Regions from separate parts of the Homo sapiens genome. Here region 1 is linked to region 2. The links are chromatin contacts, found by Hi-C or POLR2A ChIA-PET in ENCODE. All regions are on one chromosome and are shown on one strand. Each heading gives the region's core, a stretch centred on a gene start or an enhancer-like site at or near the end of the contact. The rest is flanking DNA. Distances are from core to core; before and after follow the strand shown. Region 1 has its middle 150 kb from the start of IQSEC1. Region 2 has its middle 20 kb from the start of IQSEC1.

Region 1 (5,142 bases), core at 1,415-3,914, 130 kb before region 2:
AATATGATTCACCCTAAAAAGGAAGGGCGTTCTGTGCTGCGCTGCAACAGGGATGAACCTGGACGACAGGATGCTAGTGAATGAGCCGGCCACAAAAGGACAAATACTGCATGATTCCACTTCTGTGAGGTCCCTGGAGTAGTCACATTCACGGAGACAGAAAGTGGAATGGAGGTGCCAGGGGCTGGGGGAGGGGGGCTGGGGGTTCGTGTTTCATGGGGCAGAGTTTCAGTTGGGGAAGATGAGAAAGTCTTAATGCCACTGAAGTGTGCGCTTAAAATGGATGAGGTGGTAAATGTGTGTTATGTATCCTTTACCATAATGAAAAGGAAAGGGGACACTCCTCTGGGGGTTGCAGGGCTGTAGGCTGGGGTGTTTCTCCTCCCTCCTGCCCCTCTGCTCCGCGGCTACCATCTCCAGGCGGGCCTGGTCATGGTTGAGGAAACTGGCTCATTTTCGGAGCACACTAAATTTCCAGATCAGGCCCTGGAGTCCTTTATGAATCTAGTTTGGGAGGCTGGCTTTCCAGATCGCTGACTGCAGGGGAGTTCCCGGTTTTGTGGCAGATGCCAATGCCGGAGGCAGCTCCCTGCCGAGGAGGCCCGGCCTCTGTGATACAGTCATGGAGCCACACGCTGCCCCATTGGAGGGATGGAAGCCCCACTTGGGCAGGAGACGGAGAGCCGCCGTGGGCTCCAGGCGTCTGTTCCTGGGGCCCTGGGAGACCTGCAGTGTCTGAGCTTGTTAGGCCCCTGGGTTTGCCTTGGGAGGGCCTCCTTGGCCAGGCGGCCTGGGGTGGGCGGGCAGGGGCTTGGCCGCAGGCAGTTGGGGTGGGAGTCCACAGGTGGGGGCCCTCTACTTGGCCTTGCCTGGAAGGCCCTTCCTGTGCCCCCTGAGGATGCTTGAGGTTGAAGGAGGCCTCTGTGTGACAGAGGCTCTGTCCTAACTCCACCTCTCCCTGGCTCCTACCGCAGGGACATGTCCTGTTGGAGGAACAGTGTCACCCTTCTGGCTGAGACAGAGGGGCCTGCAGAGGGGCGTGGGTCAGGCAGCTGCCCCCAGAGCAGGCGGGCTGAAGCCTGTGTCCACCCTCAGGAAAATCCCTCTGGGCACCACCCAGGCACCCCACCGTGACCAGGGCGGGGCCTGGAATAGTGGCCTCAGGGGCAGAAACCACTTCCCTCCCCTCACCAAGGCCTCCTGGCTCCAGGCCTTGCTATGGTGTCACACTATAGGGTCCTTCCAGCGACAGCCCTGCTTATGAGCCCTGGCCTCCCCTGCTCACTGGCCTCCCTGCCTCCTTAAGCCTCAGTCGCTGCCTTTCTCTACAATGTTGTTCCCCTATGTCGTTTCCCCAACCATGGATGAGGCCAGCAGCTCTTGAAGCCGGTTTGAGAAATAAGTGGCATTAATGCCTGTGAAGTGGCCCGGTGGCTGGTAGCTGTCAATAGAAACAGGAGTTTGGCAGCAAAACCCATCCACGCAGATCTAGATGCCAGTGGATATGTGAGGAGTGTTTGGCCGGCCTGTTAATGAGGCCAGTTTAGCCAAATATCCCGGGACGTGAGTGTCCAGGCGGCATCGCCCTTCACACTTGGGGTGCTGGCTGTCCTCTGCAAGGGTCGACGTGCACCTCGGAATGTCTCAGGCCGTGCTCTGTAGGGACTGACTCCTGAGACCATGCATAAACCAGAGGAGCAAGTCAGCGATGGCCGTGAGGCTGACCTTGTCCCGACCAGGAAATAGGCTAGATCATTAATTAGTCATTTAATTCAATGAAAATTTAGCAGGGAGTCCTCTTCCCTGGGACTCAGAAGCCTTGCCTTTGAGGGACTCTCAGTCTAGACCCATGTCTCAGTCTAGATGATGGCCACAGAGCGGGAGAAGCCCCTTGTGGGGGCCAGTGGGGTGTGAGGGGCAACTGGCAGATAATGGGGTGGAAAAGGAGTAGGGGGCAAGGACCCCCCTTCTTTGCCCCCATTCTTCTCCTGGGCCCCAAGTCTCAAATTGGCAATGTTGGTCACAGGCCCTATGTGACCATTTCCAAGTTTGAAATTTGAGGCGATCAAGGTCTGGGGCTGGAACTGAGTGGCGCAGTCCCCTTGGAGGGGCCAGGCTGGCTCTCCAGTTTGCTCCAGGCCCACCTGGCCCGGCCACTGCCGGCCCCAGGAGGCAGTTGAGTTTGCAATGCTAACCCGTGCCAATTTAAAATCTTCAAAAGCACTGAAGTGCCTAAAGCTGGGGTTTAGAAATAGTGTCCCAGCAGGAGCCTGTGACGGGGGTGGTGGCAGCCTGAGCACAGGTGGCTGCACAGACCCCGGTTCCCAGGACTGGGGCTGCAGGTGACTTTTGCCACGTTTCAGGTTTCCGGTGAGGAGTTGCCACGCCTGGAGTGACTGGGAGAGAGAAGACAAATAAATGCATTCAAGTCCCAAAGTCAAACTCTCTGGATATTGTGGGCAGCAGTGGCATTAAGGAAATAAGCCACCAGCCTCTCAGGGCCTTGCTGGGAAGTGATGGTCCATGGATGAAGATGTGCCACCCCCCAGCTGGTTAGAGGCACCACCCCACCTCTGGTGGCCACGTGGCAGGCCCGGACTGTCCTCATGCTGTCCTGCTGAGGTGGCCGGGCCTTGGGCCAGCACTGGCGCCACTGCCCCAGCAAGCAGAAAGCCACTAAGCACTTGGCAGGAGCTGCTTGCTGTTGAACTATTTAACATCCTAATGCATCCACTTTCACACCTCCGCTGATCCCCGAAGACCGCCGGGTGGGTGTTGGTGAAGTGGCGATGAGTATTAATGAGGCAGCGCTCTGCGAGGTGCGTCTGCTTCATGTGCCTTCCCGCCGGGGGTGGGGGCACATCCTTGATGGTGGCCATCCCAATTTGGGGCCACCAGGGCCCCAGAAATATTTTTCCAATGTGGGGAGCTCCCTGGGGGGCTGTGGGGTGGTTACACTGCCAGGAGAAACTCCAGGGAGGGGATTTCCAGCACCTGGACAGTGTGGGCAGCCGCGGCCAGTGAAGGGCCAGTTCTGGAGTCCGCTGACCTTCGGCTTCCTCTTACCAGTGAACTTGGGAGCAGGTGTCAGGAGCACCATGCAGCCTGTCTCTGGGGAAGCATGGCTCAGCCAGGGCCTGCTGGTGAGGTGGATGGACTGAGCTTTTGGAGGGTTTTTGCAGGAGCTTGGGGGTGACATGGTGTGACGTTATTTTAAAGGCCTTTCCTGCTGTGGCACAAATTGTAGAAGGGCCCGAGGCAGCTGCCAGATCCGCTGGGAGACTGACATGGTGGCCCAGGGGAAAGCTGCTGCTGGCCTGGACCAGGGTGGCTGTGGCGACAAGAGCATTTTGGGTGCACGTGCAGCTGACTTGGTGGGTGGCATTGAGTAGGTGAGGGAAAAGGAGGCATTATGGGTGATTTGGGAGAGTTTGAGGACGTGTAGAAGCCTCTGGGGGTAGAGGTGGCGGCCGGGGCTGCCCTCCTTCCTCCAGGTTCCTTCCATTGCACACCTGCTGCCAGAGAAGTCATGCTGAAGCTGGATCTGTTCAGGCCACCCTCACTCAAGAATGTTCAATGGCTCCCCCATTGCCTGCAGGACCCAGTGCACACCCTTGAGGGTGGCAGTCAGGGGTCTCCCCGACAGACACCTCTGGGCCTGGGGCCACCCCTCACCTCCACCTGTGCATGAACAGGAGCAAATAGAGCACATGAACTTCATTTTCCAGTTTCCATGAAAAAATTTTAAAAACCTTTTCCCTTTTCCCCAGTCATGAGTTGTGAAAAGCATCTTGTGTGTTAGTGCAGCCACTATGCTGTCTCGGCCACAGGCTTCCCACACCTCCCGCCAAAGACTCTGTTGCCTTGGAGAGCAGCACCTTTTGAATGGTTCGAGTAGTTTTCAGATGAGTTATTCTGTCTGTCTTTTTCTCTCACCAGCCAGCTCATTCATGCACACACCTATGAGTCATTCATTCTACATTCCATGAGCACCTGCTGTATAGCCAGCACTGAGCCAGACCCTGGGGACTAATGGGATTAAAAAATGATCCCAACTTCAAGGATTCAGCACAGCAAGGTCCAGCCGCTCCCCACCCATGCCTTGCCCCAGGCCTCGCACACCTGGGAGCACCATAGGTGCATGTGGAAGGAAGTCAGCACACAGGAGGTGCTAGGTCACTCCTGCTCCCACCCCCGACACAGCTTTGTCAAGGTTCCCAGCCTCTGCATGTGGGAATCCTGGAATCCTAGAATGCCGGAGCTGCCAGGGGGCCTCGGAAGCCAGGGGTGCACCTGACTTTAGGTGGGGGGCTAGCATGTGATGATGGTGCTGCTTCTAGATGCTTCGGGTGCTGTGTAGAGGTCAGGTCATTACATCCCAGGTCTTTCCAGCTCTTCTGGTTCTGTATGGGACAGTGGCTCAGTTTGGTGCCAGTCTGGTGTCTGGGCCTCTTTCAGGGATCAGCTTGGGGTGAAACAGCAAGAGTCTGGAGCAAGAATGTGATGTCATTGTTTTGTGTTCCTGGTATTATTTTGAGCATTCTTTTCTATTTCAAGTAATGATAGTATTTTACATTTAAAATGTGAATATAAATAAAAGTGAATTTTCTTTTCAAAATACATTTAAGTAAAGGAGTGAGGCAATTTAAAGGAAAATACTAAGTAGTTTATAGGGACATGGCACAAAACTGGAGATGGGGCCTAGAATGAATCAAGTTGGGGAAATTTGGAGCCAGCCAGACCCAAGGCTTCTGGACCAGCTGTGGAGGTGCCTCCATTATGCTCTCTTTCTGGAGAGCAAGTCCCTCCCAGTGGTTTAAGGCAGAAGCATTGTGAAAAAAATGGTGTGAATGGAGAGAAAACTTGGTACTTCCACACAGTGGACTACTACTCAGCCCTGAAAAGGAACGATCTGCTGGTGCACCCTATGTCATGGATAAACCTCAAAAACACAATGCCAAGTGGAGGAAGCCCCGCCACCAGACTGTGGCATATGGAAGTCCTGAAAAGGCAACCCCATAGAGATAGAAGTAGATTAGTGATTGCTGGGGGCTGAAGATGGATAAGGGAATGCATTGGATGTAAATGCATGAGGGATCTCATTGGGAGAAGAAAACATTGTAAATCTAACATTATGGTGGT
Region 2 (5,310 bases), core at 1,713-4,212:
CTGCTGCATCTGGAGCCCTCTGCAAATTGCCCGTCCCGACAGGCGTGCTCAGCATCCTCTGAGGAAGGACGTCCCCACCTCTTTTACAAGCGCCAGTTCCTAAAAGGCTGGTGATTGCGTCCTCAGCGTCCCCACCGAGCCACCCAGTGTCATGGAGTGGCGGAAAAGGCCCCAGATGGCTGGGAAAGGAGGGGGGAGTGGCAATGATTATCACTGAGCAGGAAGCAACTCGGCCTCTGAGGAGGCGCTGGGTATGCATTAAGTAGGAAACACATGTCTCAAATGTTCTTAGCTCTGTCCATCAGCCCCCGGTGCTGCTGTTTCCACGAAGCCAGCACTTCCCTAAAGGAGCGCACACCAGCATCGCCAAGGCTGGTTAAATCCCAGATGGCTGGGCCCCACCTCAGGGTTTCTGCTTGGGAGGTCTGGGTAGACCCGAGAATGTGCATTTTTCACAGGTTCCTCAGAGATGCCCTGGGAGGTGGGGGTCGGGGATTGACCACACCTTTCCAACTCCCTGGGGCCTTCAGGAACGACGGGGACCATGCCAGGCTCACCTCTGGGAAAGACAGTGTATACTGTGGACCAGACTACACATCGCAGCCTGGGGTCCACCCACAGGCAGAGATGGAGGTAGATTCTTGGGCTGGTTGACTTGTGGAGCATTGTTATTAAACTGCAGTAAACCAGAAGCAAGGTGGAGAGGAGGGGGGCTCTCGGTGCAATAGCGTTTGCCCAGGTGTGGCTCCAACAAATGGTCATGATCACCACCGAACAAAACCGCAGCCACAGCCACAAGCTTAGGAGCACTTGCTGGGCTCCTCTCTCAGCGTGTGGCCTGCAGCTGGTTCAGTCTGTGTCCATGGTCCATCGAAATGTATCCCTTGCCTGGGGAGGTAACAATTGAACTCAACTATTGATCTTCCCTGAATTCCCAGTGGAGGCCCAGAAGGGTCAGGTGCTCTCGGCAGGTCACACCGTGCTCAGTGGGAGAAGATCCCGGAGCTCGTGGCTGCTGGAGCCTGTCAGCCTGAGTTTGAGCCCTGCAGCCCTCTGTCCAGTAGTATGGCCAGGAACAGGCCATACTCCTGATTTATCTGTCCTCAGTTTCCACAACTGTATTATGAGGGGAATGGTGGAAGCAGTCTCACAGGCTGATCCACGAACAGTACTTAGTGCAGGGTCTGGCACCAGGTGGGGGGTGTCAGGAGGAGAGAGAGGTTGAGTGGACACAGATCTTCCTGACAAAAAGGAACAAAATTAAAGGGGCTCAGACATCACTCTGCATCTCGCCAGCCTCTGTGGTTTGTGTTTTGTATATGATTGGGGGAGGGAGTCTAGAGCAGGGATGGGACTTCCAGGTGGCTCCGGGAGAGGGGTGGAAGTGAAATCCTTCTTTTCAAGGTCAGCCCCTGCAAGCCTTGCCTTCGCCTTCCATCTGGAATGCCTGATCACTCATCTTCCTGTGTTAACTTTCTCATCCTTCAAGGCCTGATGCAGTCCCTGCCTCTTCCATGATCTCCCTGCCACAAGTGCCTTCCATCCTAGAACTCCCACAGCACCGGCTTCTCCACTGTGATACGAGGTGCCACCTGCTACCATCGGTGTATCAGTGAGGACCCTGATCGGATGTCACGGTTCTCTCTCTCTCTTCATCCCTCAGCCCTGTTTCTTCATTCTTGGGAAGGTTTGCTCTTACAGTATAACACGATAGGCACCAGGAACCCCAGGCTCACAGCCAGTTAGTTCAGTGGCCCCAGCCGGAAGAGGTCTCTTTTTCAGATCTGCAAAAGCGCCAGGGCTGACTCTCATTGGCCTGACTCAGGTTACAAGCCCATCTCTAAGCCAATCACTATGAAGAACAGAGGGATTTATGCTCTGATTGGCCAGGCTGGATCACGTGCACATCCCTGGACCTAGAGGGTGCTGAGAACGGACAGGGGGAGACCTAGCGGAGTCACGTGGACCAACAGTGGGGAGGAGGTTCAGGGATAAGAGGGGCTGGATGCCAGACAGTGGATCCAACTGTGTATGCCTCAGTCGTCATCAGTGCTCGGGCCTGATCCTGCCGCCAGGCTGTAGCTGCATGCGTCTTGTGTCCCCTTGTCCAGGGTTTGCCACACACCCCATGTGCTGGATGAAGGGGACACACGTAGGAATCACACTGAATAACCTCCTCCCTCGTGGCATCCCCTGAGCTTGGGGAGGAGGCAGCCCTGCCTCCCCAGTTCCTGCCCTGAGCCACAGGGACCAGTTACTTGGATGAAGCCCCTCGTCTGCGCATGGCAGGAGGTGGAGCCCAGCTCCTCCTGTGGAGGAAGCTTCCTAATGGTCTCCCCTGGGGCCCGGTGAGGACATAAACTCTGCATCACTGAAGGTGCTGGGGCTCAGATGGCACCGCCTGGGATGCTGGAGGAGCATGCATCCCTGCAGCAGGCAGGGCTGGGATGGAGGCCCCAGGTCTCCTTCCGTCCTTGAGCCCGATTAGTCTTGTCAGGTATGGGGCTGAGGCTCTGGCTGAGGGACGATGTCTCCTTTATAAGTGAGTTTGTTTATTTGCTCTTAATGCCTCTCTGTATCCTCTCGCCTCCCCAGCTGGAGTTGGTGAAACCACAGACTGTGCCCTGGGCAGGGGCAGGACCTGTGTGGAGCCACCGAGATGTGATTTAGTCACTTGTTACCTGGGTTAGGCTAAAATAATCCCAAGTACTGAGATGTTGCCAAGAAGACACAACACAGAGATAGGACCCTGAGGACTAGGAGCAGCTTGTGCCTGGGTGCTGGGGGCCTCTCTGAGCCAAGAGCTAAATAATGGGAGGAGCCGGCTACGGGAGGGGGAAGAGTGCTCGCGGCAGAGGGAACAGCAAGGGCAAAGGCCCCGGGACTCGAAGAAGTTCGGCCTTGGAGATGGAAAGTTGGCCAGCGTGCCTGGAGCAGAGTGAGGAGGGGCTGGCACTGGGACAGGAACCCTGCAAGGTGGGTGGGGCCAGAGAGCGCAGGGCCTGAATGTTGGTGGACTGTTTTACGCGAAGAGGCCACCATCAGAGGGGTTGATAGAGGAGACACCATTGAGATTGTTCTGGTGAGGGAACAGAAATAATTCGGGTTAGGGGCTAAAATTGACTTCTCCCATTATTTAGCTCTTGGCTTAAATGTCGCCGTCTCAGAGAGGCCCCCAGCACCCAGGCACGCGCTGCTCCTGGTCCTTAGGGTCCTGTCTCTGTGTTGTGTCTTCTTGGCAGCATCTCAGTTCCTGGGATTATTTTAGCCTAACCCAGATGGGGAGAGGACATGTGGCCAGGGAATGAGGCCTGGGCAGGCCTGGGAAGGAGCCAGGTCAACAGCGTTCTGGGACGTCCGTGGTCAGCCGGGGCGTGTTTTGCAGGTATCTCTTTGCAGGACTTTGCAGCAGCCGCGCGCTGCCCTCTGCTGGAACTTCTGAGCATTACACCTAGCGCCTTTGAGCTGTACTAACCCCAGAACTTACTTCCCTGAGCACTTTATGGAAACACCCCCGTGATACGGTGTCCTCAGAGCTGGCAGAAGCTCACAAGGTCTTCTTCTCCTGCCTGGTATGTCCCTGCTGGCTTGCTTAGCCCTAGGCACAGGCATCTCACTAGCCCCTTTTGATGCAGTCAGTTCTGACCCTGCACAGTGCAGGGCAATTGACCCCGCGCAGTGCAGGGTAGCTTGACCCCAGAAAGAGCTGTGCTTAGCTTCCTCCTGGCCTCGACCATGCACAGGCCCTTAGAACTGCCTGGGGGGCCTGGGGACACTGACCACCTCCCCCATGACTGCCCTGCTCCAGCGCCTCCAGGTCCTGCCCACCCCGACCCCACCCAAGCTGCCCTCCCAGACCAAAGAGGAGACCTGGGAGGAAGCCTGAACAGTCTAGGCTTCCACAGAGGATGTGGCTTTCCTAGGAAAACCCCTGAAGACTCCCCAAATGTGCCACACGTGTCCTCTGCCTGCCTGTGTCTTTGTTTTTTATGTTGGAGCTTCAGGCACCTCTCAGTTTCCCTGAATACAGAGGGAGGGCTGACAAGGGCCTGGTCATAGGAACAGCTGGGGTGAACAGACAGGTCAGCGGGGGCAAGGCTGAGGCACAGCCAAGTCGGGCTTCCTGGGAGCATTGTGGGCCCGTCCCACCTGGGCTTCTGGGTCCTTTCACACCCCAGCCCCTGCTCCTGCAGTAGTCACAAAGGAGGGCTGTGCTCAGGGAGGGCAGGGAGGCCAGGAGGCCAGGGGAAGAGATGGGAGAAAAGATGCATGGGTTTCAGTAGGCCCAAGCCCAAGTCAAAGGCCCAGCAACACTGTCCTGGGTCTCATTCCAGCATCTGTCCTGTAAACAAACTCCCTCATTCATTCGGCAAATATTTTTTGAGCATCTGCTATGTGCCAGGCACGGTCTATGGCTTGAGCCTGCTTCAGTGAATAAAACAGACTCCCCTGGCCTCCTGGAGTCTGTATGCCAATGAGGAAGGAGGACAGCAACCAGCAGCCTGGCAGAGAGACCGATGCTGCTGCCCTCGGAGAGTGGTGACGGGGTCAAGGCATGCACCTGAGTGAGCGATGGCGTAGGGAGTGCAGGACAGAGGTGGGCAGGAGCCCTCCCTGAGAGAGTGTCCACTGAGTCAAGACCGGAGTGACGAGAAGTCTTTACAAACCTCTCTGGGAGAAGGCCGTAGAAACCGAGCACAGAATGGGTCATCAGGGCAGAGGAGTGTGGGCGGTGAGGAGGAGGCCAGGCCAGCCAAATCCAAATTAATCTTCCTCCTGGCTGGTCAGGCAGCTCCGTGCAGTCTTCCAGTGCTGTCCCCGCGGCTGGGGTTCAAATTCCGCACAGGGCTTTTGGTCAAGGGAACTGTGGATACCCGGGTTCCATTCTCAGCCTGTCTGTGCCTGAGTGTCCCCGGCTGAGGTCCTTCTGAGCTCAAGGATCGAAGTCTAAAATCTCTACGGAGCTCATACGAGTCACAGGGTGCCAGGTCCCCTTAGTGTGCCTCCTCAGGCCCAGCAGAGCACCTGGCACATGGCAGAAGCCCAGCAAAGTCCCTTTAAATCAACACCAGGCTGTGGGGAGGGAGAAGGGGCTCTCGGGATGTGGTGGGCTGTAGAGTCTCTCAGCCCAGCGTGGGGCCTACCTCTACCAGGACCTGCCCCTGCACCAGGCCTGTCACCAATCACCCCACAGACTCCATGAGCATGTCCTGTGGGGGACTTGCAGCCAGTGGGTGGCACACATGGACACAGAGAGGTGCAACACGGGATGGGGGTGTGCCTGAGTGCTGGGACTCACTGGGGAGCAGC

Evidence for each region. A loop is a pair of places that touch in the nucleus more often than their neighbours do. ChIA-PET counts read pairs that join two places held with the same protein, here RNA polymerase II (POLR2A). Pooled maps may share reads with other maps.
Region 1: a map of MCF 10A shows a loop between it and region 2 (5-fold over the local background). The contact joins two enhancer-like sites. A Hi-C loop is called at or near these places in 5 of 168 maps with a recorded cell type or tissue (B cell, MCF 10A, PC-3 and 2 more), 3 of 37 single-sample maps with no recorded cell type and 9 of 50 pooled maps. POLR2A ChIA-PET finds 5 or more read pairs at or near these places in 2 of 52 experiments (PC-3 and activated CD4-positive, alpha-beta T cell).

The regions. Positions count from the first base shown.
Region 1 is chr3:13,217,198-13,222,339 of GRCh38, reverse strand. It overlaps a transcript of IQSEC1 not described here. Among named protein-coding and RNA genes, the nearest start is that of IQSEC1, 150 kb to the right of the region's middle. RefSeq lists enhancers at 1,039-1,561, 1,562-2,084, 2,085-2,608. Within about 2 kb of position 2,664, at least 5 of the 41 ENCODE cell types and tissues checked have a DNase peak (open chromatin) inside an H3K27ac peak, as active enhancers do; they include PC-3, where a contact is called at or near this core.
Region 2 is chr3:13,090,452-13,095,761 of GRCh38, reverse strand. It overlaps a transcript of IQSEC1 not described here. Among named protein-coding and RNA genes, the nearest start is that of IQSEC1, 20 kb to the right of the region's middle. Within about 2 kb of position 2,962, at least 10 of the 41 ENCODE cell types and tissues checked have a DNase peak (open chromatin) inside an H3K27ac peak, as active enhancers do; they include PC-3, where a contact is called at or near this core.